2 separate regions of the Homo sapiens genome follow, and region 2 is linked to region 1. Evidence: chromatin loops called from intact Hi-C (ENCODE). Cell type or tissue: endothelial cell of umbilical vein. All regions are shown on one strand. Links, peaks and the distances in the headings refer to the core of each region. The heading gives the core; the rest is flanking DNA. Region 1 overlaps STEAP1B (STEAP family member 1B). Region 2 overlaps RAPGEF5 (Rap guanine nucleotide exchange factor 5).

Evidence for each region. A loop is a pair of places that touch in the nucleus more often than their neighbours do. Peaks named below come from ENCODE experiments on the same cell type or tissue, not always from the same donor. Only the 100,000 strongest peaks of a DNase experiment are listed, where the experiment ranks them.
Region 2: a loop joins it to region 1, with 7 times the contacts of the local background. A loop is called at or near these places in 37 of 110 quality-filtered maps.

The regions. Positions count from the first base shown.
Region 1 is chr7:22,477,702-22,493,196 of GRCh38, reverse strand. It overlaps STEAP1B (STEAP family member 1B), which reads left to right. Exons shown (of 5, transcript NM_001382447.1): 4 at 468-632. Among named protein-coding and RNA genes, the nearest start is that of STEAP1B, 15 kb to the left of the region's middle. RefSeq lists enhancers at 14,649-15,149, 15,150-15,495. In endothelial cell of umbilical vein, for the core only: a CTCF peak has its summit at 4,125 (motif pointing right); DNase peaks (open chromatin) are centred at 4,146 and 7,836; H3K27ac peaks cover 4,127 bases.
Region 2 is chr7:22,288,006-22,304,699 of GRCh38, reverse strand. It overlaps RAPGEF5 (Rap guanine nucleotide exchange factor 5), which reads left to right. Exons shown (of 26, transcript NM_012294.5): 6 at 13,459-13,525. It also overlaps the pseudogene RNA5SP227. Among named protein-coding and RNA genes, the nearest start is that of RAPGEF5, 61 kb to the left of the region's middle. In endothelial cell of umbilical vein, for the core only: no CTCF peak of the experiment used is centred there; DNase peaks (open chromatin) are centred at 7,669 and 8,979; H3K27ac peaks cover 339 bases.

The DNA.
Region 1 (15,495 bases), core at 153-8,152:
AAAATTTTTCTTATAATTACACTAGGGCTTGGTTGTCAGTCGGTTTTATATTGAGAAATGTTTTTTAAGCTGAAAATAAGGTACAACTTTAGCAACATAAGAAACATTTTGTTCATGGACAAGGCCATATTTCAAACTTCTACCACCCTCACAAGATTACTTTTTAATATTGTTGTTCTTCTCCTTGTTTACCACATATGCATGCACATTACAGTTCTATCCAAGTAAACCATCAAATAATTATTAGAAAATTAATAGATTATGGAAATGTTGCATTCAAGAAAAAAAGTGATAGCTCCTATGTCATTTGTCTTAGAGGAATGCAAAAAAAAAAGAAAAAGTCATAAATTTGTGGAGACCTGTTATCAGGGCTTCATAGTACACACAGGGAAGAGTGTAGAAGGAGATTCACATTCAGGAAATAACTGTTGTTTGCATTTCTTCTTTCTTTATTTACCTTCTGGTAGGTCCAACAAAATAAAGAAGATGCCTGGATTGAGCATGATGTTTGGAGAATGGAGATTTATGTGTCTCTGGGAATTGTGGGACTGGCAATACTGGCTCTGTTGGCTGTGACATCTATTCCATCTGTGAGTGACTCTTTGACATGGAGAGAATTTCACTATATTCAGGTAAATAATATATAAAATAACCCTAAGAGGTAAATCTTCTTTTTGTGTTTATGATATAGAATATGTTGGCTTTACCCCATAAAAAATAACAAATGTTTTTCAACAGCAAAGATCTTGTACTTGTTCCAGTTAATAATGTGCTCTCCTGTTGTTTTCCCTATTGCTTCTAATTAGGACAAGTGTTTCCTAGACATAAATAAAAAGCATTAAAATATCCTTTTTTTTTTTTTTTTTTTTTTTTTTTTGGAGATGAAGTCTCGCTCTGTTGCCCATGCTGGAGTATGGTGGCACGATCTCGGCTCACTGCAACCTGCGCCTCCTGGGTTCAGGCGATTCTCCTGCCTCAGCCTCCTGAGTAGCTGGGATTACAGGCACCCATCACCATGTCCAGCTAATTTTTGTATTTTTAGTAGAGACAGGGTTTCACCATGTTAGCCAGGATGGTCTCGATCTCCTGACTTGTGATCTGCCCGCCTCGGCCTCCCAAAGTGCTGGGATTACAGACGTGAGCCACCGCGCCCGGCCTACCTATGGCTTTTGAGGGCAAATGGTGTCATCTCCACCTGAATCACTGAATCAGAAAAGAGGGGATGCTGAACAGAAATACTACATATATCCTCTATTCTACTTCACACTTCAGCTGCTTTCTTGGTCTTCTAAACATCCTCATATTACTGTCTCTATCTTCCTTTTCAAACAGAACATAGCTGACAAATTAACTTCAGTAAAACTCAACTTGGATCATATGTTTTCTTTTCTCAAAATCTTCCCTAAATGGGTCCTCACACTTAAAAGGTAAGTCCTTAGTCCTTACCTGGCATTCACACTTTTCTATAATCTCAACCCAGATTCTTCTGGTCTAATCAACAATTTTATACCTCCCCAAAAAAGTCAATTTACTCACTTTCTTCCTAAAATGACTTTGACTCCATGGCCTTGTTCACATTGTTCACATTCTTTATTCACCAAGAATACCTTTTTTCTCTCTTCTTTCCTCTTCAAAGTCTACCCATTCTTCAAATGCAAGACAGAGTTTACTTCCATATAGATTTCTATAGTCATCCCAGCCTGAAGGAACTCCTTTCTCTCCCTTTCGCTCTCATGATATTTTTGTTGTATCATTCTTAAATAATGATGAACTGCTTTATTCTATTATGAATTCATATTTCAATAAGTAACACATATTATCTAGCCATCCATACTGCAAACTTCTTAAAGGCAAGGACAATGGCTTATATTTCTTTTCATCCTGTGAGAGACATAGCTTGCATTTAATAAACATTTATTATATATCTGGATAATTATAGATATGAATATAGATATTAGTGTCACTATACTATGGCACTCAGTTTTAAAAAGAAACCTTCAACACACTAGCTTCAACCAAAGTCCACACCAGACAAGAGCTGTTCAGTAATTAGAAAGATACTCCAATTCTAAAACGATGTGCACTTACTACTACATATCTGCAGAAAATGAGTTGCTACTTTTCAAAATGAACGGAATTGCTGAAGCAATAATCTAGATTATTTTAACCAACAGTTATATACTCCTACTTCAAGATAGCTATCTACAATGGTTAGATATATCACGTACTGCTATTTTGCTCTTAAAGGAGTTTGTTTGAACTGAAGCATAGTCAGCACAAATTACTTCTAGGAAACCATTTCTGAGAGAATTTGGCTCTTTACATCTTTGGCCAGAATTCCTTGACTTTTGGCTTCCAGTCTGTATTTTGCTTTCCTGGTAGAAATGTGTACTCCTAGTATCTTGCTGGCAAGGATGCCTCTGCCAAAAGGAAATACACACTACTTTCTTCATGAAAGAACGGGAACACTCTCAGGTAGACTATTGGCATGTAGTCTAAGTGAAATGAGCCCACCCATCATTACAACCTTACCAAATATGTAAGACGCTTCCAAGTATTGTGGATAAACACTCCTAGGTGTTGTGCATATACAAAATCATCCAGAAGTTACCCTAGAAAGGACGGTAATACAAAATAGTATGCATGTTCCAAGAGAATAATAATGTGTCATAAATAATTACAGAAGGTAGAGTTTTTTTGAGTTTGGAAAGCTCAGGAAAGGTTTCAAAAGGAAACGGATCTAACCAATGGATCATTTAGTAAACATGGACCATTTAGTAGAGTCCCACAAGAGACAGGACTAAAAATGACATATTCTAGGCCAATAGGATAGAAAAAGAGGGCTTACATAGAGGCATAATAAGTAAAATAAGGTAGGCAATTTGGAAATACACTAGAGAAAAGCTTTAAAATTCTGTATTTTATACTATAGACAATGGAGATTTTTGAGTTTTCAAGCACCAGGAAAATAGTGTTTTAATACCAAATTGAGATATAATTGTCAGTTTTTTAAAAAAAAGTTTTCTAAAAATAAAATAAAATCACTAAAATAATTTTGAAGAAAAAGATAAATCGAAAAAGATCTTTTGGATTGTTTTCAAAAAGATAGAAAACATTCTTTTGGAATAGAAATTACGCATAGCTTGGAATGGAATTAATAAAGCTCAAAGTCAGATCATGAATAGGAAGTATAGAATTCAAGCACTTCAGAGGCTGGACCATGAAAGGTAACATTATAACTAAAATAATTCAGCACTTTTATTCACATTTAGTGCTTTTTTCCTGATTATAAAATAACCCAGATATACGGATAGGAGGAATCAATATCATGAAAATGGCCATACTGCCCAAGGTAATTTATAGATTCAATGACATTCCCATCAAGCTACCAATGACTTTCTTCACAGAATTGGAAAAAACTGCTCTAAACTTCATATGGAACCAAAAAAGAGCCCGCATTGCCTTTTGAGGGCTGTGAGGGAGAGCCTGTTCCAGGTCTGTCTCCTGGCTTCTAGTGATTGCTGACAATCTTCAGCATTCCTAGATGCAATGCAGCCCCAGTCTCTGCCTTCACGGTCACATGCTGTTCACCTGTGTGCCTGTCCGTCTCTGTGTCCAAAATTCTCCTTTTTATAAGGAAACCAGTCCTGTGGGCTTGGGGCACACCCTGATGACTTCAGGTGAACTTGATCATCTGCAAAGACCCTATCTCCCAGTAAGGTCACAGTCACAGGTACTTGGGCTTATGACTTCAACATCTTTTTGGAGGACAGAATTCAACCCATAATGGTGCCCAATTATCAGACATATCAACTATGTTTCTTGAGGGTCTTATACCTTTTTCTATTGCTAAGGGGAGTCCATTTAATATAGTACTGTTTAAGTATGGTGCTTTGACCGTATTATGTTCTCTGAAAACTCATGGTCCATGAATGTTGTAACTACTAGTTACATTATTAGCTAGGACAGTGTCTTCCTTACTTGTACCAGGTAAATGAGGACTCCCAAAACAATCAATAGGAGGACAGACCCTAGGTCTTATGTTCTTTTGTGAAGTCACGTGCAGGCGATGCTGCCTCTATGGCGAGAACTCGGGTTTCTGGTTTCTCCCTGCCTGGTTTGAATCTATTCTGAACAGCAGGTGTCGCTGTTGCCTGCTCTGTGACTCTTCATTCCCAGTAAAAAGCCTTGGGTAGAAGAGAACTTATCCAAGGGTACTGCATCCGGTCTTTGCAACTCCTAGTCATTTTTATGGCTTCTTCAACAATTTGATCTACGTGGGGACTTGTCCGTGGCAAGATGTAAGACCTTCCTGGCTTATTTCTAAGAGCCTTCTCAGCCTCCACCTTCATGTGCACTGGCTCAAAGGCTAGAAAACTGAGGGCTGCATGACTGGGGTGTAAGGGACAAGGTCTGTGCGGTTCAGGTCTGCAATTGCATATGTCCCCTGACTGCTTCTGCCTGCTGGGTGCCAGTCAGCAGTGGTTTCCTCTCAAGGGGCTGTTGGAATTATCATCTGTAGTGATGTGGCTCCTGTGAAAACATGGCAGAACCTACCAAGAACTTTTGTTTCCATCTTCCCTTTTGTTAGGGCTGAGGTGTTTGTTTTAAATTCCCCACTGGGTCTGCATTTCAGAGTTGACTTTTTCACTTTGAAAGAAGGCCACAGTGCAACACAGCATGGGTGAGGATGAGGGTGGGGTCCACTTATTCAAGCCCTTCTGATTCCCACTGTCCCTGGGCACTCAGCCTCGAGGGTGACTAGGTAGGGCAAGGGCACTCGCCTTCTTCTGGCTCATAGACTGACAGATGGGAGGGAGGTATGTTGTTAAAGGTTGTGGCTCAGATGATAAAGCCCTTCCTCTTCTCCTTCCCCAAACACAGAATGCAGGGCTCCCGCAGGAAATCTGGGAAGGTATCCTCTGCCACACTGTGGGAAGGATAGGTGGGGCAGGGAAGAAGAGGAAACAGCATGTGCCCAGGCTAACAGGTCCTGGAGGCCATGTGGATGGGGCAGTTGCTCCTTGGGAGGGGGTGGAGTCAAGGGCCAGGAGAGAAGGGACTCGGAGGACTGGGACAATAGCCTGGCCACCTGTTTCAGATGTGGTTGGAGGTATGTGCAGCCACAGCAGTTTCTGGGGTGGCGTGTGGGGAGTAGTCACTTTTCAGATTCTCAACCTCACAAATGGGTTAGAATGCCAGTCACCCTTTATTATGGGGTGGATGGGGTTTTCTGGGGGCAGTCCTGATTTCAATTATTCAGAGATACAGATGCTAATATAATTTGCTCAGTTTTATATTTTACTTGTATTCTTTTCTCTTTTGGAAAGGCAATATAGTAAATCTATGTGTGGATTTTTTTTTTTCTTTTTTCTTTTTTTTTTTTTTTTTTGGGTGGAGTTTTGCTCTTGTTGCCTAGGCTGGAGTGCAATGGTGCGATCTTGGTTCATCGTAACCTCCGCCTCCCAGGTTCAAGTGATTTCCCCTGCCTCAGCCTCCAGAGTGCCTGGGATTACAGGCATGCATCACCATGCCTGGCTAATTTTATAATTTTAGTAGAGACAGGGTTTCTCCACGTTGGTCAGGCTGGTCTTGAACTCCCGACCTCAGGTGATGCACCCCCCCGCCCCCGCCATCCTCGGCGTCCTAAAATGCTGGGATTACAGGCATGAGCCAACGCGCCCGGCATGTGTTTTAATTTCTAGGCCTTTGCAAGACATTTTTTTTTCAAACAAATACTCATGTAACTGAAACCTTTTATCTAACTATCAAGTCTTGGTTTTTGTCATTAGGGTTAGACCTGTGATCATGGTGACATTTTAGAAAACTCTCCAGTGAATCAGATGTAAATTTCTGAGAGCAGAGATCATGTCCTCATCTTTATGTTTTTATTGTTTAGAAACAGGGTCTTGGTCTGTCACCCAGGCTGGAGTACAGTGGTGCGATCACAGCTCACTGCAGCCCCAAACTCCTGGGCTCAAGCGATCCTTCTGCCTTGGTCTCCTAAAGTGCTGGGATTTCAGGCATGAGCCACTGCACCTGGCTGTGTCCTCATTTTTATACCCACATGGCTGAGGAAGAAATAATGGTGACTCTGTAAATAAATGGTAGTTTCTTGTTACCAAGAAGGCTTTTCACCCTTTGTTTCCTTCCTTCCTCTATCTATGTGAAAAGACAAAGCAATACTTGTTAGGATGTCTCTTAACATTTATAGTGACAGCCTTCATCATACCCTGGCCTTTAGGGTGGGGAGTACAGCTTTACGGACACCTTCCTGGGGAAAGCACTGAGTGAGCTGAGAAGGCTGAGCCAGGAGTCCGAGAGTGTGGGATGTCATCATCCCCAGGGCAGCCTGAGTGAAGGCCCTGAAACAGGATCCACCAGGAAGGGCTAGTGGCCAGTGTGGCTAGAAAGGAAGGGAGGGAGCCCCTGAAGGACTTGCCTGAGAGGGAGTGAGGGCAGTTGACATGTGGTTTAGCAGGATGACCCCTTGGCAGGGTGAAAGGTGGGCAGGAAGGGATGTGGAGATTGCCTGAGGTAGAGGGACAGGCACAGGAGAAGATGAGAACTGGTCAGGACCAGAGGGGCTTTTCTGAAAACAAGTATCACTTCAGGAGGGAAGAATCAAGCTGTAGACTGCAGAAAAGTGAGTGGGTGAGGCCTGGAGAAGGGAGCATTTAGGAATCCCTCTGAGAGGGTTGGCATAGGAGGAAGTTTAAGGCGACAAAGCCAGGCTGGTTCAGAGGAGGTGCAAAGGAGGATGAAGTAGAAGCAAAGGCCTCAGGGCCTTGTTTGCAATAACTCTCTTAAACTGTATTCTGCCTCTGGCTTTGGTCCTTTCATGAAAGGCCAGGCAGGTTTATTTGGCCTTCCAGACACAGAACTATACTCCACAGTGCCAATGGGATGTCTGGTCCTTTCTAGTCAGTTTCCTTCAGCGGCTGTTAGAAATTAGTGTTCTGTGAACGCAAGCGACTTTCTCTCTAAACCACCTCTAAGGCAGTGCCTCTAAGCCATGACTGTACAATGAAATCACCTGGGGAGCTTCAAAAAGCAACGATGTGTGCCCTTGCCCCTGGGATTCTGCTGTAATTGGTCTGAGGTGCAGAATGGGCACTGGGATTTTTATAAGCTCTCCAGGTAATCTTAATGTGCAACCGAGTTTGAGAACCACTGAGTGTGGCAGGCTTACGTATGCCAGGCAGTATACTAATAGCTGTGTACGTGTATTATCTCATTCAGGCCTCTTAACCGGTGGTTCTTAAAGTGGAGTCCCCAAACCAGCAGCATCAGCATCCTCTGGAAACCTGTTAGAAATACAGTTCTTGGGTTCCTCTTGAATCAAACTCTGGGTTGGGCTCAGCAATCTATTTTAACAAGGGGAAGCCAGAGGCAGACTCATCTCCAGTTCAGAATCACTGACTTGAAGGAATTTCTCATGGTGGAATTTCACGCAAACTATGTAGAGAAATATACAGGCATACCTTGGACATATTGCTAGTTTGTTTCCAGGCTATTGGAATAAAGTGAGTTGCATGATTTTTTTGTTTCCCAGTGCATATAAAAGTTATATTTAGCTATTTGGGAGGCCAAGGTGAGAGAATCATTTGAAGTCAGGAGTTTGAGGCTGCAGTGAGCTATGATCATGCCACTGCACTCTAGCCTTAGCAACAGAGTGAGAACCTATCTCTAAAAAAATAAAAAAGTTGTTCATACTACACTATAGTCTATTAAGTGTACAATAACATCATGTCTAAAAAATGTACATATCTTAATTTAAAATACTTTATTGCTAAAAAAATGCTGATAATCATCTGAGCTTTCAGTGAGTCATCTTTTTGCTGGTGGAGGTCTTGCTTCAATGTTGATGGCTGCTGACTGATTAGGGTGGAGGTTGCTAAAGGCTAGGTGGCTGTGGCAATTTCTTAAAATAAGACAGTAATGAAGTTTGCCACATCAATGGGCTCTTCCTTTCAGGAAAGATTTCTCTGTGGCATGTGATGCTGTTTGATGGCATTTTACCCACAGTAGAATTTCTTTAAGAATTGGAATCAATCCTCTCAGATCCTGCTACTGCTTCATCAGCTAAGTTTATGTGATATTCTAAATCTTTTGTCATTGTAACAATCTTCACAGCGTCTTCTCCAGGAATAGATTTCATCTCAAGAAACCACTTTCTTTGATCATCTATGAAAAGCAACTCCTCACTTGTTCAAGTTTTATCATGAAATTGCAGCAACTCAGTCACAGCTTCAGGCTGTACTCAGAATTCCAGTTCTCTTGCTGCTATTTCTATACATCTGCATTGACTTTTTCCACTGAAGTCTTGAACCCCTCAAAGTCATCCATGAGGACTGGAATCAACTTCTTCTAAACTCCTATGAATGTTGATAATGTTGATTTCTTTCCACAAATCACAAATATTTTTAATGGCATCTAAAATGGTAAATCTTTCCAGAAGATTCTCAATTGACTTTGCCCAGATCCATTAAGAGGAATCATTACCTATGGCATCTCTGGCCTTATAAAATATACTTCAAAAAATAAGACTTGAAAGTTGAAATGACTCCTTGATTTATGGGCTGCAGAATGAATATGGTATTAGCAGGTGTGAAAAACAAAACAAAACAAAACATTCGTCTCCTTGCATCTCCATCTGAGCTCTTGGGTGACCAGGTGCATTGTCAATGAGGGTAATATTTTGAAAGACATCTTTATTATGAGCAGTAGGTCTCAACAGTGGGCTTAAAATGTGCAGTAAATCATGCTGTAAACAGATGTGTTGTCATCCAGGTTTTGTGCCATGTCTAGAGCACAGGCTGAGTAGATTTAGCATAATTCTGAAGGACCCCAGGATTTTCAGAATGATAAATGTGCATTCGCTTCCACTTACAGTCACCAGCTGCATTAACCCCTAACAAGAATCAGCCTGTCCTTTGTAGCTTTGGAGGCAGGCATGAACTTCTCCTAGATGGCATCTTCCAAGAGGGCTATTTTTGTCTACATTGAAATTCTGCTTAGTGTAGCCACCTGCTTCAATGATCCTAGCTAGATATTCTGAGTAACTCACTACAGCTTCTCCATCAGTACTTGCTGCTTCACCTTGCACTTCTACGTTATGGAGATGGCATTTTTTGTTAAACCTCATGAACCAACCTGGTAGCTGCCAGCTTTTCTGCAGCTTCCTCACCTCTCTCAGCTTTCACAGACCTGAAGAACTTTAGGGCCTTGCTCTGGATTAGGCTTTGGCTTAAGAGAATGTAGTGGCTAGTTTGATCTTCTAACAAACTTTGAGTGATCTTTGTTACTATTGTAACTGGGGACACCATGAATCACACCTGTATGAGACAGTGAACTTAATAAATGTTTGTTCTGACTGCTCCACCGACCAGCCATTTCGTGTCTCTCTGCCTCTCCCTATTCCAAGATCCAACACTGAAATTAGGCCAGTTAGTAACCCTAAATAGCCTCTCAGCCTTTAAGTGAAAGGCAGAGTTGTGGTATCCCAAAACAATTACGGTAGTAACATCAAAGATCACTGATGACAGATCACCATCACAGATACAATAATGATAATGAAAAATTTTGAAATATTGAATCACCAAAATGCGACAAGACATGAAGTGAGCACATGTTGTTGAGAAAATGACACTAATAGACTTGCTTGACAGAGGCTTGCCACAAACATCCAATTTGTTAAAAAAACAAAACCAAAAACAAAATGCAATACTTGTAGCAGAAAACGAGGAATGCCTGTGTTGGGGACAGAAAGGCCAGCTCAGTGCCCCTTGAGTCATGCCCATAGGCAACTTCCACGTTTCCTGTTTTTGTAATCTGAGTAAAAATGAACGTATGCCTGTACCCCTCATCCATATGTGGAATAACGATCTGTTAAACATAGCAAAACAAAACACTGGCGATTTTTTTTTTCTTTTCTAAGGTGACTTTTTCTCCCAGATGACAGAATGAGTAGGGTTAATTTTGTCCTGTATCCTCAGTGTGAGGTATAGAGTCGGTTGACATTTTTTCCTAGACAGTTTGTTCTGCTTGGAAGAAGGTGACGTGGGCCAAAACTTCTCTCCCTACCCCTTTTCCATCCTGGTGAAACAAAGACTGTCCTAGAAGCATGGAAAGAAAATGCCCCATCCAGCTCTCAGAAATACCCAGAGCAAACCAAAGTTGGTGGGATGATGTGCTGGCGGCACAGATCTGGCAGTCAATGGACAAGGTGCACCTCATTTTATTTTTGGAAGCCCTACTTACAAATCTATTCCCAGGGACCTGAGACAAGATCCAGGGATGTCTCCCCAGTTCAAAGCCACTCATAAACTGCTGTTGACTTATGAAAGGCCTGAGGATTGCTAGTAGGAGTGTGTGTAGGGTGGGGAGAGGTTGTGGATGACAGCATCCACAACTGTCAGAGCTGACCCCAGAGAGGCCCCACTCTGATTGAATATTGGCTGTCTGCAGCTTCCAGCTGCTCTCATTCTCTGGAGAATTGCCCTTGGCCAAATGGGATCCACTCACTTCCTTTGCCCATGAACAGCATCTGCCTCCCCCTATGTGCCTGGGGGGCAGATTGGCCAGTGACTGAATGGCACAGGAATACAGAACGCCAGGCTGCTGGCCCCATTGTGGGTCTACTATGGTGCACTGTACAATGCTGGGATCCTGGGCTCTGGCTGGGAGATCTCCTTAGCTCTCCTCTCTGCCTATCCTTCTTCCCAGGGCTACCAGACTTAGCAAACCAACATAACTAAATCCAGTTAAACTTCAGATAGCCAACAAAATTTTTTGTATAAATATGACCCATAAACAACTTAGGCCATACTTGTGCTAAGAATTATTCGTTGGTTATCTAAAACTTAAATTTAATAGGGCATCCTCTATTTTATCTGGCAAATCTATGTGTGCCCCTTCTCCTGAGAGCATACCCCCAGTAAATCATTGGAACACGAAGCCCAGTCTCAAGCTCTGCTTCTGGGAACCCTTTCAGAAAGTGGGAGGTGGTGGGCAGGAAAGGAAGACAGTTCGAGCCACTCAGTCCCCTTTGTTCAAAGCTACTTGGTGAGATGCCTGTACTCAGCTACCCTTGCAAGCAGGACTCTGGGAATCTGAGGACCAGACCCAGACATGGCTCTGCCTGGCCCCTGTGGGGAGCAGTCAGTTTCCAGAGAGAACACAGTGGCCACCCAGTCTCCCCAGAGCAGGATTCCGGCTTTCGTGGGTTTTACTTAATTAGGCATGAATCTTCATGGAAACACGTGCCAACAGACTTTGTTTTACTTACAGGATGCTTCCTCCCCACCCTCAAGGATTACAGGAAACCGCTGCTAATGTTACCTCATTGACTTTAGTCCTAAGAGCAATGATTTAGTTTCATTTCCTTGTCTTTCAACACAATCCTCTGGCTTTACGTGACTGTGTTCATCTGGGGAGCACCTGCAATGGCATAGCCCTCTAAGTGCACTGAAATGTAGACCTGTGATATGTCTGGCTTTATAAAGTAGACCGTTACGTGAGTCTTGTGTGTTTTACAAAATAATTCATCACAGGGCACTATTTTCTGCCATCAGATGGTGCTTTTCAAACTCTAATGTGCAAACCAACGCAGGGATCTTGTTAAAATACAGGTTCTGACTCTGTTGGACTACGGTGGGGCCTGATACTCTGCATTTCTGACAGCTCTCAGGTGATGCCAGGCATCAATACCATTCTCTTCTTGTAGAGGTAAAACCAGCCTCCAGGCTTCCCTTACAGAAGAGAAACTGGCTCTGGGGTCTGCTTTCTCTTCTGTAAGAAGAGGGCCAGCAAAAGGCCAGGGTCCTCAGGCACCCAGGGGTTAGCTAAAGGCACACAGGTAGTAATGGCAGAGCTCAGATTTGAATACAGGTAGTCTGGCTCCAGAGGTCTGTGCTCTTCACCATTAAATGTAAATGGGGAAGCTAAGGCTGGGTGGGCTGGACAGGTGTATATGTGAATTGACAGGACCTTGGGCCAAGGGACCCACAGAAACCCATAGCGGCGGTCACATCACCTGGATTCAAGGTCAGCCACTACTTGCACCAGCTTGAGGTATCACCTAAGTGGTTTACATTACTGTGAAACGAGGACATCCAGTGACCTCCCCTCACAGAGCCTTTGGATGTATCTGTGGCATTCTGCACATTGAGTGCTTAACACTGAGCCTGTTAGTGAACACCTAAGTGGTAACCATTATGAACATAACCTCAGAGACAATTGCCCTTGTACAAGCAAGGCATGCACTGTGAAAGACTCATTGTGGTCCCATGGACAGAGAGCTGGACCTGCGCCAGGCTTCTGTTTCTTGAGTATGGGGCTTAAGTGCTTCTGTTCTGGCCCTGCTGCTTCTAGAAGTCTGTGTAGGCATGCTGTAGCTGGCACCTAGTAAAGATCATGGTTTCTGACGGGAGATAGCATCATACCCTGAAGCCCAAACATAGCAGCAACAAACCCGCTGCACCTAAAGGCACATCAGCACTGGGAAAACGGAGGGAAACACCATAGCATGATTGGGATAATTGTTTGGTATAGACAGTGTGCCTGGAAAATTCAGCCTGGAGCCATTTTTCTCAATAGAGTGGATAGCTTAATGCTTTCATTACCTGCATCCTTATGGCAACTTTCCCTGTCTCTGAGCTTTTGCAGACTGAGTCTCCCTGGGGTGAGCTGTAAATTGCCATAAATTTAATCCATCTTGGCAGCCGGGCATTGTCAGTACCCACCTTGAGCGTGTGTCCTCACATTCTTGTCGCCTTTGTGGAATAACCACATCTTGATACAAGGCGCTGCCGCTCACAGACTGTGACTACAGTCTCAGAATAGTGTTGGTCCTCAGGAAGCAAATCACTTAAAGCTTTCAAAAGAAAGAAAAATGCTGTGTATGTGGGAAGACCTCACTTTTTACCTTTAGCCGAGAATGATATGTACAATTATGACCCTGTTTACGATTCTGTAGGATTTGGAACAGGATAAGGTTTGTTCTTGTTTTGTAAGTATAAAATAAGTTGTTGCTTACAACAACCAAAAAAGTAGTCATTTAAAATGCTTTTCTAGATGTCCATTCAATAACCTTCCTTTCTAGAACAACACTGTATGACAGAACTTGCTGCAGTGATGGAGATGTCCTCTGTCTGCTCTGCCCAGCAGGGTTGACACTAGCCCAGGGTGGCTCCTGAGCACTGGAAAAGTGGCTTGTGTGGGTGAGGAGAGAATCTTTAAATTTTAATTCTAATCATTTTATAATATAAAGAGCTGAGGCCAGGAGTTCAAGACTAGCCTGCCCAACATGACAAAATCCCATCTCTACTAAAAATACTGAAATCGGCTGGGCGTCGCCGGTGTGTGCCTGTAACCCCAGCTACTCAGGAGTCTGAGGCAGGAGAATCACTTAAATCCGGGAGGTGGAGGCTGCACTGGGCCAAGATCACACCACTGTACTTCAGCCTGGGTAACAGAGTGGGAGTCTATCTCAGAAAAAAAAAAAAAAAAAAAAAGCCACACATGACTAGTGGCTACTGTCTTGCACAACGCCACTCTAGGGGGAGAGAGGTTGATGCCTCAGAGCCTCAGGAGGCTTACAGTTAGTATGTGGGCAACTAGGGGAGTCTGAAGTCAGCAAGTTACACATAAAAGATTGGCCAGCCAGCAAGTTGTTTCGCCTACTTGCCTGCTCCATGGGAGGTTACTCTACAAGGATAATAATGTAATGAATAAAGTCTGTCTTCTTTTCTACTTACCTAGCAGAAAGAATTAGTTATTAGAGTTCACAGGCTATTAACGAGCTGCAAATTGTAAAATACTATGCAGCATAATGTGATTCTGTTAAGGGCAGGCAGCGAGGATTCTCGAGTGGGCAAATGCACTGCCTCCTTGCAGCGCCGGCATCACGTTTTGCCCCCTACCCCTATCTCCTTTTGTTTCTTCCATCTACCTCTCCCCCATTCCCCACCCTGGTTTATGATTCAGTCCCACCCAGCAAGCCCCAGGACTTAGTTATTTCTGGGTGGAAATGATAGTAATAATGTAGGATGGATGACTTCATTTCTCCTTGGGTGTGAAGAAATGTCTTTATTTTCTTGAAATCAAATTGCCAAGTGGAGCGGGAGTTTAATCTCGGGTGCTTTGGCAGGCAGCCTCCTAGGTACCCCACTCGGCCCTTCTCCTCCCAGGCCTGCCTCTCTGAGGGTGCAGCTGGGAGCTGGGCAAGGACCCCGGGCTGCAGGAGCACCTCCACTTGCACCGTGCACCTCTTCCTTCCACGGTTCCCCTCAGTGAGCTGTTTCCTGAAACCAGACAAAGTGAGGTGGTCTGTCCCTGAGGTAAGGGAACACAGTGGCCTGACCTCCCTCCTGCAAAGAGAAGCATTTGAGAAAACAAGACCCAAAGTAGTCGCATTTTAAGTGCTCAATGGATATATGTGGCAACTGCTACTGGACTAGACAGTGTGGAGAACGTCTCCATTACTGCAGTGATGACTCTGTCCAAGCCCCCCCCAAGTAAGATTTTTATATGTATAAATTCATTTAGTTCTTATAACACCAGTGAGTTAAGTATTCTCATTTTAGTGAAGAATACAGACCCAGAGAGGCTTAACATTAACCAAATGCCCAATGGCCAAGTTGAGGTTTTCTCTGATTTTTGATCACATATTACCTCAGATCTTGAGAGAACTTGAGAGACTACTTATTCCTGTGACAGCGTGTGGCTATCATAGGACTGTGTTAAAGAAAGGTGCAGAAAATCCTGTGAGAACATTACGATTAGAGCAGACAGACACTATTTAATAACTGGAAGAACCGCTTATCTTGGAGCGGTAGGCTGAGGGTGAGAGCTGGAATCTTTGTTTTCTTAGCAACAAGTCTCAGCGCCAGAGAGATTTGGGCATCTCTGCAGTCTGTCCTCATTGCCTTAAGTAACCGAAGATAAACCCCAGACTTCTTAAACAATAGTGGGATTGTTTGCCTCTGCTTTTGAGAAGAGCGGCAGTTATCTAGCAAATGGAAGACTAATTGTGACCAGGCTCAGGTCTCACCAGTTTGGTGCCTCAGCAGGGACCTGTCTGGGCCTGAGTCTTAGCAACTTCCCCTGAGCGCCCACCCCACTCTCAGGCCGCCCAGCAGCCCCCAGCTCCAGAGCTTTGCTGATTGACAGTGGAGAGGGCCCTGGGTTCAGCTGAGCAGCACAGCACCTTGGCACGGAGTAGGAAGAGTACTGTGTGTTTTTCCCTATGTTTTTTGAGTTACAAGGGAGTCTGGAAAGACAGCTTGCTTCTCCCAAGGTCAGTAGCTCGCTCATGGGACCCACAGGTCTACATAGGAAATGTGCTAAGATAAAGCAGAAAAGAACAAAGGAAGATTAAAAGGAGATAAAGCCTTTTTAAGTTAACTTTTCCCTATTTGCATGTGACACATTGGATTACACAAGAAGCATTAAAAAAAAAAACCTCTTGTTGATGTCCTGCAAACTATGTAG
Region 2 (16,694 bases), core at 3,125-11,124, 190 kb after region 1:
TCAGCCTTTCCTGTCCTGCACACAAGATGGAGGTGTGCATAATCCCATGTGCATGCCCAGATTCACTGGGGCATGGGACTGTGGAAATAAACTTGCAAGCTGTCCTCGTGATTTAACTCCACCTCCTTCTCCGCCACTCGGAAAACAAATTGGAATGCCAGTGAAATGACCTTGTTGTAGAGAAACCTTGGGTCTACTCTAATTTCTAAAAATGAAAAATTTTAAAATTTGCAACCTAATAATAACTCCAGATTACTTGCAGTCTTTTGTCATACTGATCACTGTAAACACAAATCTTAGGCTCTGGAGTTGAGAATTGCTATATAGCATGCCATGTTTATCAGCAAGTTTTTTCTGTTGGTGTGAATGTGTGCATTTGGGAGTAGTAACTGACTCATACAGCAAAATTGTCATTGGGGAACCTATGGACCTGTCTGTTCTAAAGTACTAAATATATAAAGATAAAATTATTAAACCATTGCAGGTCTCTTCTAGAGAGAGACAGTATATACCTTTTTTTTTTCAATACTACCATCATAAGCCAACTTTTATGTTATGGTAGAATGTTTTTGGCCTAATTTTGGAGATCTAAGCTTTGGCTTATCTAGACTTGGAATATACTGTGATCAGAGAAAAGATGTCCATGGACATTGTCCTCATTCAGTTGCTCTGTCCCAGTACTTTCTATGGTTGCACATGCATGATCCTATCCCATTCTTTTCACCCCTGGCCCACCCCTCTTTACTTCCTCATGCCAGTGTGATACTCTTGCTCTTTCCTCTGCTCTTCTTGCCTTTTTCCAGTCAAATTCTACCCAGCCCTCAAGGGGAAGCCCCAGTCCTGCCTTGACCACAAAACTTCCATGATGTCTCCAGTCCATGTTGCTACTGCTTTCAGTAACTTACTGCTCTTGCATTTTGTATTTAAAAAAATTCCATGCTTCCATGTCATTCTTAGTTCTATGATGCTTTGTTTCTATCCATTTTATTCAAGTGCCCTCTTGATTCTTACATTGTCCATTCATTTGCTGAAAACCCAATTTTGTGTTCCTTTTAATAACCTTTTTGACGTTTAAAGGCTACTGATACCTACCTGTGTGAGCCTATCTACATTAGGCCCCTCTAATTTGCTGTCTTCTAAGTGTCTTCAAAATAATGCAAGGAAACCATTTAATGGCTCTATGTAAACACAATTTTGTTCCATACAAATGCATTTCTAAAAATAGTAAAGGGGATTTTTCTCATTTAAAAAAGAATCTTTAAAGCAGGAGGGGAAATGAAGCTGTTGGAAGTTTTCTAAGCTAGTTTGAAGAAACAGAATTTTATACAAAATAACTTTTATACCCAAACTGAATAGATAATTAGAAAAAAAAAGTGACTGAATCAGTTGTCAAGGGTACTATCTCTGGGGGAAAAAAGAACAGTTATGGTATCTCCTTCCAACAGACAGCCAAATCAAGTTATCCAGAATGTACTGTTTCTAGCTCTTTTATTTTAAGCAGAGAGTTGAGGAAGAATGGGTGAGGAATGATGAAATAACAGCGTAGGAAAAGGCAGTCTAATTATTCCCTTGGGACTGGTAAGATGCTTCTAACACTACCTTGTTTGGGCCTTTAGGCTGTGAGGGAACTTGACTATTTCAATTCAGCTGTGGTTATAGCAGCTCCCAGCTTGCCAGGGGTGGGAGTGGGTAGGGCTTTGAATAGACAGTCTGTAAAGCTTGAATGCATAAAACTGTATCCTACCACTTACACAATAGTTAACATTTATGCTGTGATTAAGATAGAGAGGACTGCTAAAATTTAACTCATATTGCACTCAAATATGGAAAGAAAATGTAGCTTCTTTGTTTTTCTCTAAGTGATCTGATGTTTGTCTACATGAACTGCCATCCTGCAGAATGACCAAAAAAAAAAAAGGCGGGGGTGGGGTGGGGGGAAGAAGCACCCTTTAGTAAAGTTATTCTAATACAGGAATTTAAAAAGTCTCTCTAGTTAACTTTTTAGTGTCTTTTAGTAAAAGAGCCCAGTCTCTGTATTTCTCCCTGTTTCTCAAGGTAGCCTCTGGGTACATGGCGAGTGGTCTGGGCGCCTTGACCTTGGCAGAGGAGGACAGGGGAGGCTCTCCTGTCAGAGTAGGCATTTTTTCATCCTCACTGGTCTTGCGAGTGGATAGGCAGCCAGCTCCTTTGTGCCCCTGAGATATAACTGTTCTTGGCATTCTTTTGGCATCTGCTGTTGGAGCATGAGGCTGGTGTAAGTTGGGTGTCAGCTTGATTAATGCTGGTGGTCCTGCCTGGCTGATTGGCCTTCCTAGATGTCTGTTGGCATTGCTGACACTCCTAAGGTCTGGCTGTGGCTCCCATATACACCCTGTTCAGCCACATGGCTTCTGCTGAAACAGCCCCCTCTCTGTCCTGACTGGCTAATATTACTGTGATAGAAAGATTTTACCAAACATGCTGCCTGTCGCCACTTGGCTGACACTTCTGAAAAGTCCACAAATTTAGCTTCATACATATTTGTATCCAAAAGGGATTACAAGATCGTGGAATTTGCTTCTCTTAATGTTTAGGTGAGGAAGATGAACAGGGAGCAGAGGGTCTGGGAAAAGACAACCACTTGTCACCAGCACTCTGTGGAGCGACTTACTTACCAGGCATCTACTGATCTTAAGCTTCCGTGTTTGGCCTTGTGAGGGATATGACGATATGTAAATAATGTAAGGCCTTCAGCGACTAACAGGGGTTGAGCTCAGTTCATACAGATAACAAGCTGGCAAGTCGTGTGCCACAAGTGATACCTGGGAGCTTATCACAAAGGTTCTGAAGCTGTGGGAAAAAAACCAAAATTATTTCCTGAGAAATGAAAATATGTCATACAGTTCATTTCTAAATTCATAAAAAAATCTGTAATTACTGTGTGGAATATTCAGCTCTTCCCAACTATTGAAAATTAGTTTTTGTTATAGGTTATTCCTGTCTTTTGTGTTTTCTACATTTTCATTATCTTATTACATTTAACAATAGAACTGAAATGCATATTTTCGGCCTATCTACTCTTAATTTTTTTTTTTTTTTTTTTTTTGAGACAGAGTCTCACTCTGCCACCCAGACTGGAGTGCAGTGGCACGATCTCGGCTTACTGCAAGCTCCGCCTCCCGGGTTCACGCCATTCTCCTGCCGCAGCCTCTCAAGTAGCTGGGACTACAGGCGCCCGCCACCACGCCCAGCTAATTTTTTGTATTTTTAGTAGAGATGGGGTTTCACTGTGTTAGCCAGGATGGTCTCGATCTCCTGACCTTGTGATCCACCCGCCTTGGCCTCCCAAAGTTCGGAGATTACAGGCGTGAGCCACCACGCCTGGCCCTACTCTTAATTTTTTTGCTGCAAACCTTGACTTTTTGGCCTCTTGTTTATGAGACGTTAACTATGGCAAGATAATAACGAATTCCACTGAAGAGTCTTATGAAGAATAATCTATTGATGGAGCTACAGGTTCAGGCCAAGATGGAGCAAGTCTACTACAGCCTATCTCTTGTATTGATTACAGCTGAAACCTCTAGATAAAATACAAACAATAACTACCCGAGGCCCCTCAAAAGTAAACAAAAGCAGGCAAATTATGGAACGAAGTGAAACTTTGGAGAAGTGACCTACACAGGTGTGAGTTTTCCCTTTCCGTTTCTTTTATTTCCCAGCGTTGCCTCAAAGGCAGGCCTCAGATGTAGACAGGGAGATCAGTGGTGGCACAGTTGTCAAAATCTATAGTAGAAACCCCATCTTTCTGGCAAGAAGAATCAGGAAAATGGGTCCCTGTAGTTTTGAAGAGTGTGATGGGGTGGGGTGGATGGAGAAATCCTTGTCTTGATTCTCCTTTTTTCTTACAGGTTTGTCCCAGGTTCAGAGCTCTGTGGTGGTGGCAGTGCAGGCAGATGATAGACAAGGAGTGTTTGGTTTTGGTCAGAACTGGGCAGAGGAGCCCCAGCTAGTCTGAGAGTGTAGGGGAATCCAGGAGAGGGTAAACCTAGGGAAGGGTTTCATTAATTTTGTGTATGAACTACACAAATGTGAGTTTCCTGAGCTGGACATCTGCGGGACAGACCCAAGGTACCATAGAAAAGGCATTGAAAACTGAACTGCAGCTGGAATCATTGAGGCTGTATAGCATTATGTTCAAAATGGCCAGGATATAATACAGAATTACTTGACACAAAATAATCAGGAAAATATGACCATTTGTCAAAGGAAAAGCAATTAATGTCTACCCTGAGATGACTCAGATATTGAAATTATTAAAGACTTGATAACAGCTATTTTAACTATGCCCCATTAGGTAAACAAGTTTCAAATGAATAGAGGGATAGAAGTTGTTAGTCAAGAAATAGAAAACAAACAATAAAAAAAGAACCAAATGTAGTTTTAGAACTGAAAAACATACTTGAAATTAAAAATTTGTTGAATTGGCTCAATAGCAAAATAGACGTGACCTGAAGATAGCTCATTATAAATTATCCAGTGTGCAGGACAAGAAAAAAAACATTGAAGAAGATGAATAGTCTCAGGGACTTGGTGGACACTGTAGTAAAGTCTAACACATGTTGGCATCCCAGGAGAGGACAAAGAGATTGGTGCAGAAAAAAAACTTTTAAATAATGACGAAAAGCTTCCCAAATTGAGTGAGAGACAAATCTGTAGATTCAAGAGGTCCAGTGAACCCCAAACAGGAGCACTCAGAGAAACACACTCCTAGATACTTAAAAACAACTAAGAAACAAATAATGAAAATATCATGGAGGCAGCTAGAGTAAAATGACACATTACCTACAGGAGGAGTAATGATTCAAATAATTAGAGGTTTTATGTTAGAAACCATGGAGGCCAGAAGCCAGTGGAAGAAAGTCTTTAAGGTGGGGGAGGGTGGAGGGGGGAGAAAGAACTGTCAATCCTCTACAATGAAAACAGATTTTAAAAATGGAGGTGAAATAGACATTCTCAGATGAAGGAAAACTAACAGAATTTTTTGCTAGCTGACTGTTTCTAAAAGAAATCTAAAGGAAAAATTTCAGGTTGAATAGAAACAATATCAGAGGGAAAGTTGGAAATTCAGGAATAAAGGAAAAGCTACATAAGTGGTAGATATTTAGATAAAAATCAAAGGCATTTTTTATTTTTATTTCTTTAAAATATATATGACTATTGAAAGGAAACATTTGGTGGGCTTTTCAGTGTATGTAGATGTAATACATATTATGATTATAACAAAAGATAATTGGGGAAGGATAAAGAGGCATATACAATAATATATTTAAAGGTAAAATGATATTTGTAAAATCTACTATTTGGAAATCATCATACTTTGAAGTAACTCATGGGTGAAAGAGGAAGTCCCAAAGGAAATAAGGAATATTTAGTATAGAATGTACATTAAAACATAACATGCTCAAAATTATGGGATGCAGCTAAAGCAATACTTAGAGGAATATCGATAGATTTTAATGCTTATATTAGGAAAGAATAAATGTCTTAGATCAATGATCAGGGCTTCCACCTCAGAAAGCTAGCCAAAGAAAAACAAACTACAAAGAAGGAATTAATAAAGATAACAAAAATTGATGTAAGTGAAAAGAAATTAGAAAAAAAAATAATGAAACTAAGTTGGTTCTTTGAAAAAAAAAAAAAAGGTACGAAATCTCTCACCAGAGTGTTGAAGAAAACAAAAAGACAAATTGCCAATATCAGGAATAAAAGAAGGAATATCACTGCAGACTTACATTTGAAAGCTAACAAATGAATATTATGAACAACTATGTGATCATTAATTTGAAAACTTAGGTGGAATGGACACATTCTTTGAAAGACATTAACTACCTATGGTCCTTCAACAAGAATCTGAATAGAATTATGTATACTAAAGTAATTGAATTTGTAGTTGATGCCCTTCAAACAAGGAAACAATGGGCTTACATAAGTTTACTGGCAGATTTAACTAAACATTTAAAAAATAACTTATGTCATTTCTCCTATCCAAGTACGAACCAGGCCCAATCCTGCTTAGCCTCTAAGATAGGACAAGATCAGGCACCTTCAGGGTTGTATGACCATAGACAAATTATGTCATTTCTATATAACCTCTTTCAGAAAATTAAAGAGGAGTGACTGTTTCACATTCATTTTATGAGGCCAGCACTGTCATGACAAATTTCAGAGAAAGAAAACAGTAAGGCCGGGCGCGGTGGCTCATGCCTGTAATCCCTACACTTTGGGAGTCTGAGGCGGGCGGATCACGTGAGGACAGAAGTTTGAGACCAGCCTGACCAATATGGAGAAACCCCATCTCTACTAAAATATGAAAAAATTAGCCAGGCGTGGTGGTGCATGGCTGTAATCCCACCTACTCGGGAGACTGAAGCAGGAGAATCGCTTGAACTGGGGTGGCAGAGGTTGCAGTGAGCCAAGATCACGCCATTGCACTCCAGCCTGGGCAACAAGAGTGAAACTCCGTCTCAAAAAAAAAAAAAACAAAAAACAGAACAATATGACTCATTAGCATAGACACAATCTTCCTCACATATAAAAATTATAAATACGTTATGAAAAAGGGGAGTTTACCCTAGGAATACAAGGATGGCTCAACACTCAAAAATCATTCAATATAATTCACCATATTCACAAGCTAAAAATAGACAAATTATATGATAAATTTTATAGATGCAGACAAAGAATTAGAGAAAATTTAACCCTTCAAGATAAAAATTCTCAGAAAAATAGAAATATAAGAGAACTTCCTCAATCTGATAAGACTTTATACAAAACCCATAGCTTGCATCATACTTAATGGTAAGAGACTAAATGCTTGCCTACTAAGATCAGAACAAGGCTAATATGTCTTCTCTTAGTACACCTCTTCCACTCAGGCCAGTGCAAAAAGTCAAGAAAAAGAGATAAAAGGCATATATTTGGAGGAAAACATAAAGCCATCTCTCCTTGCAGATGACATAGTTATATACATAAAAAAAATCACAGGATTAATACTTCCTCTCTCTTCAGCCATCACTGGCCATGGCCATCTAGCGTCTTGTTCTGTCAGATTTTAAAGGTAGATGGAAGAGGTGGTTCGTTAAGGAGTCTAAGGATGATCAGTCTCATTTTATATTCATGGCCTTTAATCTTGAGTGGGTCTTCAATGCTGTGGGGTGGTCCTGTTCATTTCTTGGTATATTCAGTCTCCTAGAAAACTGTATCACAATTGCTCCCCTCTTACCTCTTTTTCCTTGCTTTTTATTTCATTGAAAGGAACATTTTAAAAACTATCTTTCTCATGTTTTATTTACCAAATCTGTCAACCTGCCTGCATCTATATTGGTGGACTCTATCTTTGCTCCTGATAAAAATGGATGCATGGTCCACATTCTTATTTAAGGTCAGTTTCCTCACATTGTGCACTGATCCCATCTCTGCACCCCTACTCAAGGATCTCATTTCTGAAATCTCATTTTTTTCCTGCTTCATCAGCTTTTTCCTCTACTGGATTGTTCTTTTCAGCATGTGTTGATATTTCCCTATATCTCCCTCTAGCTGCTGCACAATGTCTCTGTTCCCTTTTACAGCAAAACTCTTCAAAAGATATATTTATGGTTACTTTCTCTACCTCTTCTATTCTTTTCTGAATCTACTCCATTCAGGCTTTCAACAGTACCACTCCACTGAAGGCAACCTTGTCAAGATTACAGAAGTCTTCCATGTTGCCAAATGCCAAAATGCTGATTTTTCAGTCCTCATCTTACTTGACATGACAGCAGCATTTGGCACAATTGATCATGTCCTGGAAGCAGTTTTTCCACTTGGCCCCTGGGATAACATCTCTTGGCTCTTCTGTCTCACTAGCTGCTGCTTTTAAGGCTCCTTTGCTAATCTTTCCTTTTCCTGATTGTATTAACTGTGTTTCAGTGCTTTGACATCTGGGGCCTTGCTGACCCTGGAAAGACTGCCCAACCCAGGAATAGTCCATTCCTAGAGACAGTAGAGAACTTACCTGCTAGCTTTGCTGGGAGCATACCTTTCATAGGTAAGCCAGCCACTCCAGAGCTCATAACATAACCACTTTTTTTTATTGGGCTTTCACCTTCTGGGCTACTTTTCACCTGCCCTAATCACCCCAGCTCCAGGTACCAAACAGTTAGGGGCAGTCCCTATGCTTTTGGTCCTGCTGAAGTTAATCAAACAGTCTATCCTCAGCCTGTTTACCCTGCCTTACCCGTTCTATTCTGGGGAAATCACAATAGAGGTTATTTCCCACATCTTCCCCCATGTCCTCTGCCTCCTGACTGACACTGGTGCCTCCCTGTGTGGCTCCTCCTTGTGTGTCATCCCCCCTTCTCTTGGGAACTGTGAGTAAAAAACTGTCTTTTTAATGCCAGTCATCTCTTGAGCTGTTTGCCTCAGATTATTCAGACTGGCTGTCCCTAAATAATGAAACCTTCATTTTGAAGCAGTGACCTCTAAACACAGTAGAGGTCAGTCTTGGACTTCTCTTATTTTTTCTGCTCTCACTTTGGATGTGCCCTCACCCAGTCATGTACTTAACATCGTCTCACAGTGATGGTTTCCAAAATTCAGGTCCCTGTCTCCTCTTACCACCCTATACAAAATAGCACCTCCACCACCCCTCACTTCTGCCTCCTTTGTTCTCCTTACCCTGCCTGGTTTTTTCTTACTACCTGATGTTTATTAGCAACATGAGACATCCCTTGGCCTCCTTAGTTTCTGAAATGGTGATGGATTCACACTCTCTGGCCAGAGAGCTTAAGTTCAAGTCTGCTATTCCGATGTCTGAAGCCTACCCTTTGTACTCCTAACTTTACTTTTCCTAATTAGATCCTCATGACACTTGGAGAGGAGGAAATACCGTGTGGGTAAACAAACTTTTTTTTTTTTAGTATTTTTCAAAAAATTTTTGTGATGGAACTTGGCATAAGATTTGTATTGGCATCGTAAGTGAACAAAATTTCCACTTATTACTTTAAACTGTTTTTGTAAAAAGTGTTATGAAATCAGCTAGTCCTAGTCTTTGTGATTACTCATTACCTCCTCTCCCAAGGAAACACTAAGTCCTTCAAAATTTCCATTGTTTATAGACAAGGCTTATTCCAGGTGTGGGAACAGATTGCTTATCTTTATCAGAGTACACTTATGTTTAAGAGTAGTACAGGAATTTTGCAAAAATTGGACATCTAGGCCTGATTATATTAGCATTTGAAATTGAGCCATCTAATTAAATATTAAACATTAATACTCAAATCCTCAAAATCAAATGTGAAAAATCTAATTTTATTCAGTTTAGATTAATATATAACTATACACTCTGGACTCTTAATGAAACCTTTCCCATTCATAATTCCCTTTTAGTACATTTTTTCTATAAGCATAACTAGTAGCCAGAAGCTATGAAAAATTATCTTCTCTTGAGAAGGTGAACAATGTTTGTATTCATGATATCAAAGATCTCAAGAAAAATCTAATTCTCATTCTTCCACCATCCCACTTCTTTTTTCATAGGAATTTGCTTTGTTAAGCAAAACTTACTTGTCTAGAATATAGACATCATGGGTAGGGGAAATGGGGAGATGTTGATCAAAGCATACAAACTTTCATTTATTAAATTGAGCAAGTTCTGGAGGTCTAATGTACAGCATGAGTGGTGATGGGTGTTAATAAATTTGATTGTGCTAATCACAGTGTATTCACAAATAATCATGTGGCACACCTTGAATAGATATCTTTGTTAATTACATATTTTTAAGTATAAAAAGATTTTGGCTTTATGCTAAGTGAGACGGGAAGTCATTCAAGGATTTTGAGTAGAGGGACATGAACTAACTTACATTTTAGCAAGACTATGCTGGCTTCTGAGTCCAGGTGAGAGATGTTGTGGCTGGGACCACAGTGGCAGTGATGGAGGTGGTGAGACGTGGTCAGGTGAGAGATATGTCTTGAAGAGCCAGTAGGATTTCAGGGTGGATACAAGGCAGAGTATGAGAGAAAGGGGTTCAAGAATGACTTCCAGTTGGAAGGATGGAGTTTCCATCAATTAAGGTGAGGAAGACTATAGGAAGGGCAGGGCTTTTTGTTATTTTCCTTTTGGGTAGGAGTGGACATAATGATAATGCATCCAGTTTGATGGTTAGAGGGATGAGGGTGGAGGACCATAGGTTTTTGTCATCTCTGCATCCTCACAGTGACACCCTTAGATATTGCAGACCTCTTGAACTTACAGAGACATCTGCCTAGAGCACCAGGACTCAGCACTCTCCCCTGGAGAGTTACCAGGTCTGGCTTGGGGCATTGGTAAGCAGAGACCTTGAAAGGTAACCCAGGGAATTCCTAAAGGAGAGCATCTGTTGGCATAAACCCTCAGGGAGGGATCTTCCTTCCAGGGGTCACTCTATTTCTCTTCTCTTTCTGTCTTATGTCACTTGTCACTGTCATTACCTGCTGATTCCAGTAAGAGTTTCTTTATTTTCTTTCTCTAATCACTGACAAACTAGACCCACAGCTTCTCTCTCTCTGTCTCTCTCTCTCTCTCATTCACGAGCAGCACAGCCCCCTTTAGTAATAATGGAAAACATGCAAGTGTTATACTTGCTTTTCCTCTGCTGCATCTGTTTCCTTATTTATTTTGATTGGATAAGTGAGAACTTTGTCTTTCCTGGGTTGCACTGAAAAGTATTTACACACATTAAAACAGAATGTGTTTAAATTTTGTAAAAGGTACATTTGCTGGAGAAAAGAGAGTCTGGTATTTTTGGGCGATTTAGTCTAGAGCTGAGGAGGAGGTTTAAGGTAAAAAGTGACCGTAGTGGTGAAAGAAAGGAGAGTGGCCGAGTATTGCCTTCTCTCTTCTTTCCCCCTTTTCAGGCTCTCCCGCTGTTGCCTGTTGCTACCAGTCCTGCCTTCATGACCTTCCTTTACACCAGGTGAGGGACAGTTGCGTGCTGGTGCAGCGGGGCATGGGGCATGTTAGCAGGGAAGGAAGAGCATTTCCGAATTCTAGAGCTCTCAGTGGGCAAGTGAGGAAAATCCTTGAAGGTTTGGAGTCTGGAGAAGAGCAGGACCAGATCTGGGTTTTAGAAAGGTGATCCTGATATCTTTAGGCATCTGGGTACAAGAAGAGAAGCCAGAGACAAGCTTGTCAGAAGGTGGTTAAAATAATTTGTTCAAGCGAAGATGAGAGCCTAGACTGTCGAAGAGGCTTGGCAGGGAAGGAAGGGAAGTGAGAGGATCTGGTGACTTCCCAAAGGCCGGAGTGAGGAGGGAAGGGATGGCTCTAGGGTGAACAGGACCCATGATTCCAAGGGGAGAGCTGAGGGCAGGAGGTAAGAGAGGAGTTCAGTGTGAGTTAGGTTGAGTTAGCCTGTAAGGTACCCATGTGGGTGAAAATAAAGTTCCTGGAATTGCCACACAGAGCCACTTTGAAGGCAGATGGAAAAACAGGGCAAGCTCAGGGGAGAGCCAGAAGCTAGAGAGATACTTGGGAGTTCTGGGCTTAAATCTTGGTGATTGAGGTGATAACAGTGGGATATGGGCTGTGGGACAGCTCTTGGGAGATCATCACTCTGTCCCTCTTACACATATTTCCTTAAGAGATGTTTTTGCTAAGGCATGGTTTGTGCTGGAAGATCAATGAAAGACAGTTTTGCTTCCAAACAGGGACTAAATTGTTTGTCACTAAAACAGCAGCAGCTCAACCGTTAGTTACCAGTCTCGTATACAAGAGCTTCTCTTGGAATTTTGAGTTCCTTTCAGCAGCTTGTTGAAAACAGATTTATGAGAGAATCTGTGCTAGTGCAAAATACCTCATGCTCGTTAACTAATACTTCGGGTGTCTGTTGGGGTCTGAGAAACATGAAAAGGCACAACCAGCCCATGTGTCACTACAGACACAGACAAAGCAGCAGAAGCCCTTGTTTTGTTCTCTTGCCTCTAGTGCCTTTGGTTCTTAATTTCCTGTCTTTTCAGTCACCTCAGCTTAATCACATAAATCTGGTTTGGTGGTTGAGGTTATAAAGCGTTTCCAGTCTGTTCTCAGTATAACCACAGAAGCCTTGTGAATAGAGAATCTTAATAATAAAGCTTGTTCAAAATACTCATCATCCAGGTAACCTTATTAAAAAAAGATCCCAAGTTATAATGCTCAGTTCCCACAGTTTTTATTGGGCAGATTGTTAGCAAGCATCTCAAACACTTTGCTGCATGAGCGCTTAAGTTATTTGACAACATCAGCACTGCTTCATACCTGTATCTTGCAATTTTTGTAAAGGCAGTGGTTTGTAGTGCATTGCTGTGATTTGAAGGGTGGGACTTTCTTTCTGGAAAAGGGTTTAATAACATTTACAGAAACAAGAAGGCAATGCCAGAAGTGATCCAACTGGCTTTTCCCTTCTTAAAGAGCTGCTTCTCAGCTGTCCCATGAGCTGGGAGAAGCCCTCCTGCCCCATAAGGCTGGCGTTGCAGCTGACACACTGTAGTTACTGAGATTGAAATCAATCACTGGACTGTGATGCTGTTAATACTGCTCTGCAGGGCAGTGACCTCCAATCCCCCCTCCGCCCCCTGTCCACAGCATACATTGAAAGGGATTGCTTGTGGAAATAGATCTTGGAGACAATTTTATATATTCAATAGCATTAGTCAGTTTTTTTCTTTGACCAAACTAGGAAAAAATGTAGTTTATGAGATTGTTCTTAAGAAGTAGATAATTTTGTCTGTTAGAATATACATTTGGTGAAGTCTTTTTTCATGAATTAAGTTAAAAAGATTGTTTTCCCCAAACAAACAAACAAACAAACTGATCTTACATTGTTACACATCTCATTAGTTATTTAACACGTGCATAATATTCTTAGCTTCTTAGTTGGGCGGTAATCTCTTGAGAAAGCAAATACAAAGCCATACAAAACTTCTGCGTTTTTATATTCCTCATAATTCCCATAGTGGTATTAGGCCTATAATAATACCGTTTTATAGTAAGTTTGTTTTGGCTAAAACTCAATTTCAGTGGAAAGTTCACATTTCATATTTTCAAAATCTGGATTCCATTTAGATTTAGGAAATTTCAGCACTTAACCACCTTTTATTTGCATCTACCTTCTGTGCAAGCCCATATATTTTACAACTGGCATGTCAGGGTTATTCTGCTGTATCATGGGGTGAGTAATACCCCATCGTCAGGATTCAATTGGTGCATTGTAAAGAGGTTCTTGCTAATTGATTTTGTGAGAACATTTGGCCTGCAAGAGGATTATGTTCCTATGGAGTTACTGTCACAACCTTTGTTATTTTCATGAGTACTTTTGCTAATATAATAACAATGACATTATTTGCCCTTTATTCTTCCTAACTTGGTAGATAAATTTGAGCAACTAAAACTGAAAAGTAATTTGTTCTTTTTTTTTTTTTTAGGTCTCATCAGAAAATTGAAGACTCCGAAGAAAGCAGTGATGAAATTCTTGTGCGTCTAACATCTGCGGTAAGACCATGCAATTTTCCTGCCTAGGGGTGCAGAAATAATGAAGCTGGGGTCCTAGAAGGGAAGTTCTTTGGGTGATGGTGTAGAGAGACATTTTCCCTGTGGCTGCTCATCATTGTGGGAGGTATGAGGCAAGGCAGAGGGAGACAGTGGCTTTGACTTTCTATATGGGGATGGAGCCTCCCTTCATGAGATCATAGATATTTCTGGTGGAAAGTTCCTGCAACCTTTGTGGAGGTGGAGGTGTAGTATCTGATTTTTTAAATACAGTATGCGTTAACCTAGGAAAGTTGTGACCTGCTGCACAAAGGAGAAAAGACTCTTTCATTAGGGAAAAAAAAGAATTACTTCAGCCAAAAAAGGCCGGGTCACTAGTTTTTAATGTACCATATTGCAACATTTTCATTGTGGTTTTTTTTTTTTTTTTTTTGAGACGGAGTCTCGCTCTGTCGCCCAGGCTGGAGTGCAGCGGCGGGATCTCGGCTCACTGCAAGCTCCGCCTCCCGGGTTCACGCCATTCTCCTGCCTCAGCCTCCCAAGTAGCTGGGACTACAGGCGCCCGCCACTACGCCCGGCTAATTTTTTGTATTTTTAGTAGAGACGGGGTTTCACCGTTTTAGCCGGGATGGTCTCGATCTCCTGACCTTGTGATCCGCCCGCCTCAGCCTCCCAAAGTGCTGGGATTACAGGCGTGAGCCACCGCGCCCGGCCTTTCATTGTGGTTTTTAAAGCTATTGATTAGACTTTGTAATTGGTTGAAGTAAAGTTCATGGCTTTCTTCATAGGAAAAGCTGACTGTGGTCACTAAGCCTTGAGTTTCAGTTTTTGACAGGCTCTAGCAATCCTACGTCACCAAACTTGTACCTATTGACTTGGCTGTTTGGAAACTTTTCTAGCCTTCCCCAAAAATTATTTAGTTCTGCTTTAACTCCATTATTAAAATGGTAATTGCTGAAAATCATGGTTGATTGGGTTATGTGTAAGGATGAAACTGGTCTGTACAGAGTTTTATACACTAGGTCTTGTCAACTGGGCACAGCTTGAAGATTGAAAGTGTCTTTCCTACTCTTCTGGAATGCAGCTTAGAAAAGTAATTTTGTATTAAATATGTGTGTTCATTTGTTGTCACACTGCTTTAAAGAACTACCTGAGACTGGGTAATTTATAAAGGAAAGAGGATTAATTGACTTACAGTTCCACATGTTTGGGGAGGCCTCAGGAAACTTACAATCCTGTTGGAAGGGGAACCAGGTACGTCTTGCATGGCAGCAGGAGAGAGAGAGAGTGAGAGTGGGTAGGAGGAAGTGTCACACACTTATAAAACCATCAGATCTTGTGAGAACTCACTCACTATCATTAGAACAGCATGGGAAACTGCCCCCGTGATACAATCACTTCCCCCCAGATCTCTCCCTAAACACCTGGGGATTACAATCCAAGATGAGATTTGGATGGGACTCAAAGCCTAATCATATCAATATGATAATCAATGGTGTAAAAAACATGAGATGGAATCTTGACAGCATATTTTGAAAACATATTTAGAACTTTTCGGTTTAAAATATTGACCACAAAGGAGTGCCTGTGGTGTGCATAATTATAATTAGCCATCTGTTTAAAAAGCATTCACTATGGGCCAGAAACTGTGTTAAACGTTGTGTGTTTGTGTGTACACACACATACATACACATTCTGCTAAGCTGTACTGTACAACAGCACTATGAAGTAGGTGGTATTATGTCTATTTTATAGATACGAAAGCTTACAGAGTTTGAGTAGCTTGCCTAAGGTCATTCAGCAAGAAAGAACAAAACAAGAGTCAGAACTCAGAATTTTTATCTCCAATATTCTCCTACTATGCCTCATTTAAAAATATATAATAAATAATGTAATGTAGTTATTGGGATAGTTTCAGAAGTGATAAAGACATGTATGATTTGGTTCCTATAGCCACACCAAGAAGATAAGACAGATATATTCAGAAGGCTAATATATAAAGGAGTTGGAAATTGTGCACAAAGAAAGGTGGTGAATAAGTAAAGTCGTAAATTCAAGACCACAACAGAAAGCTTCACTGCAGACACTGGACTTGAACCACCATTGAAAACAGTCAGGATTTGGAGATGATAATTAGGAGGATGTGTATTCTAGCTGTGGAATTTATTGTGGGCAAGCATAGGAATGAGAAAGTACAATGAAAAAATGTAAGTAGACCCACCAAGTTAGAGAAGAAGGTCCTGGTTAAGAAAAATGAAAGATTTTTTTGAACAACAGATTAATGTGATGAAATAGATGTTCAAGAGTGAAGATAAGTTGAAGATAGGGAGATTGGTTAGAGGCTGTTGAAAACCTAGTTTATGGTGGTTTTTGTGGGAACCAAAAGAAAGATGACTTCAAAAACGAACACAAAGAAATTGATTTTTTTAAGATTGAGACCATCCTGGCTAACACGGTGAAACCCCATCTCTACTAAAAATACAAAAAATTAGCTGGGCGTGGTGGCGGGCACCTGTAGTCCCAGCTACTCGGGAGGCTGAGGCAGGAGAATGGTGTGAACCTGGGAGGCAGAGCTTGCAGTGAGCTGAGATAGCGCCACTGCAGTCTGGCCTGGGCGAAAGAGCGAGACTCCGTCTCAAAAAAAAAAAAAAGAAAAGAAAAGAAATTGATTTTTAAAAAATCAGTATGAGTGGGTAAAGGTGGAGGAGTGAGATAACTGAAGTTCTGAACTTGCATGATTGGGGACATGATGATATTCTTAGGAAGTTGAGTAAATTATGCAGTAAGGTAGGTGATTTTGGGGGATATGTTGCATTTGAGGAGATAAGAACAGAAATATGCAGGAAACATCTGGAGACAAGAGTCTGAAGCTCAGAGAGCTTCTGGAAGCCAGTCACAGAGAAGTTGCAGATTGAAGACCCGAGTAGAAGATAGAGTCTGGGGAACAGCCATAGGCGGAGGGCAGTAGGGAGACTAGAGGACAGTGAGAGGAAATGGAAATAACTGAATGGTTTATACCATGAAGGTCACATTCAAAAGACCCTCTGAAAAGGAAGGAATGGGCAGCAAAGTGTTCACTGTGGATTTAGTTGACATAATCTTGCTGGAAAAATCCCCAGGCTAAAAGACTGAAGAAAATGAGGTAAGATGCTGGAGTGGTATTTAGAAACGA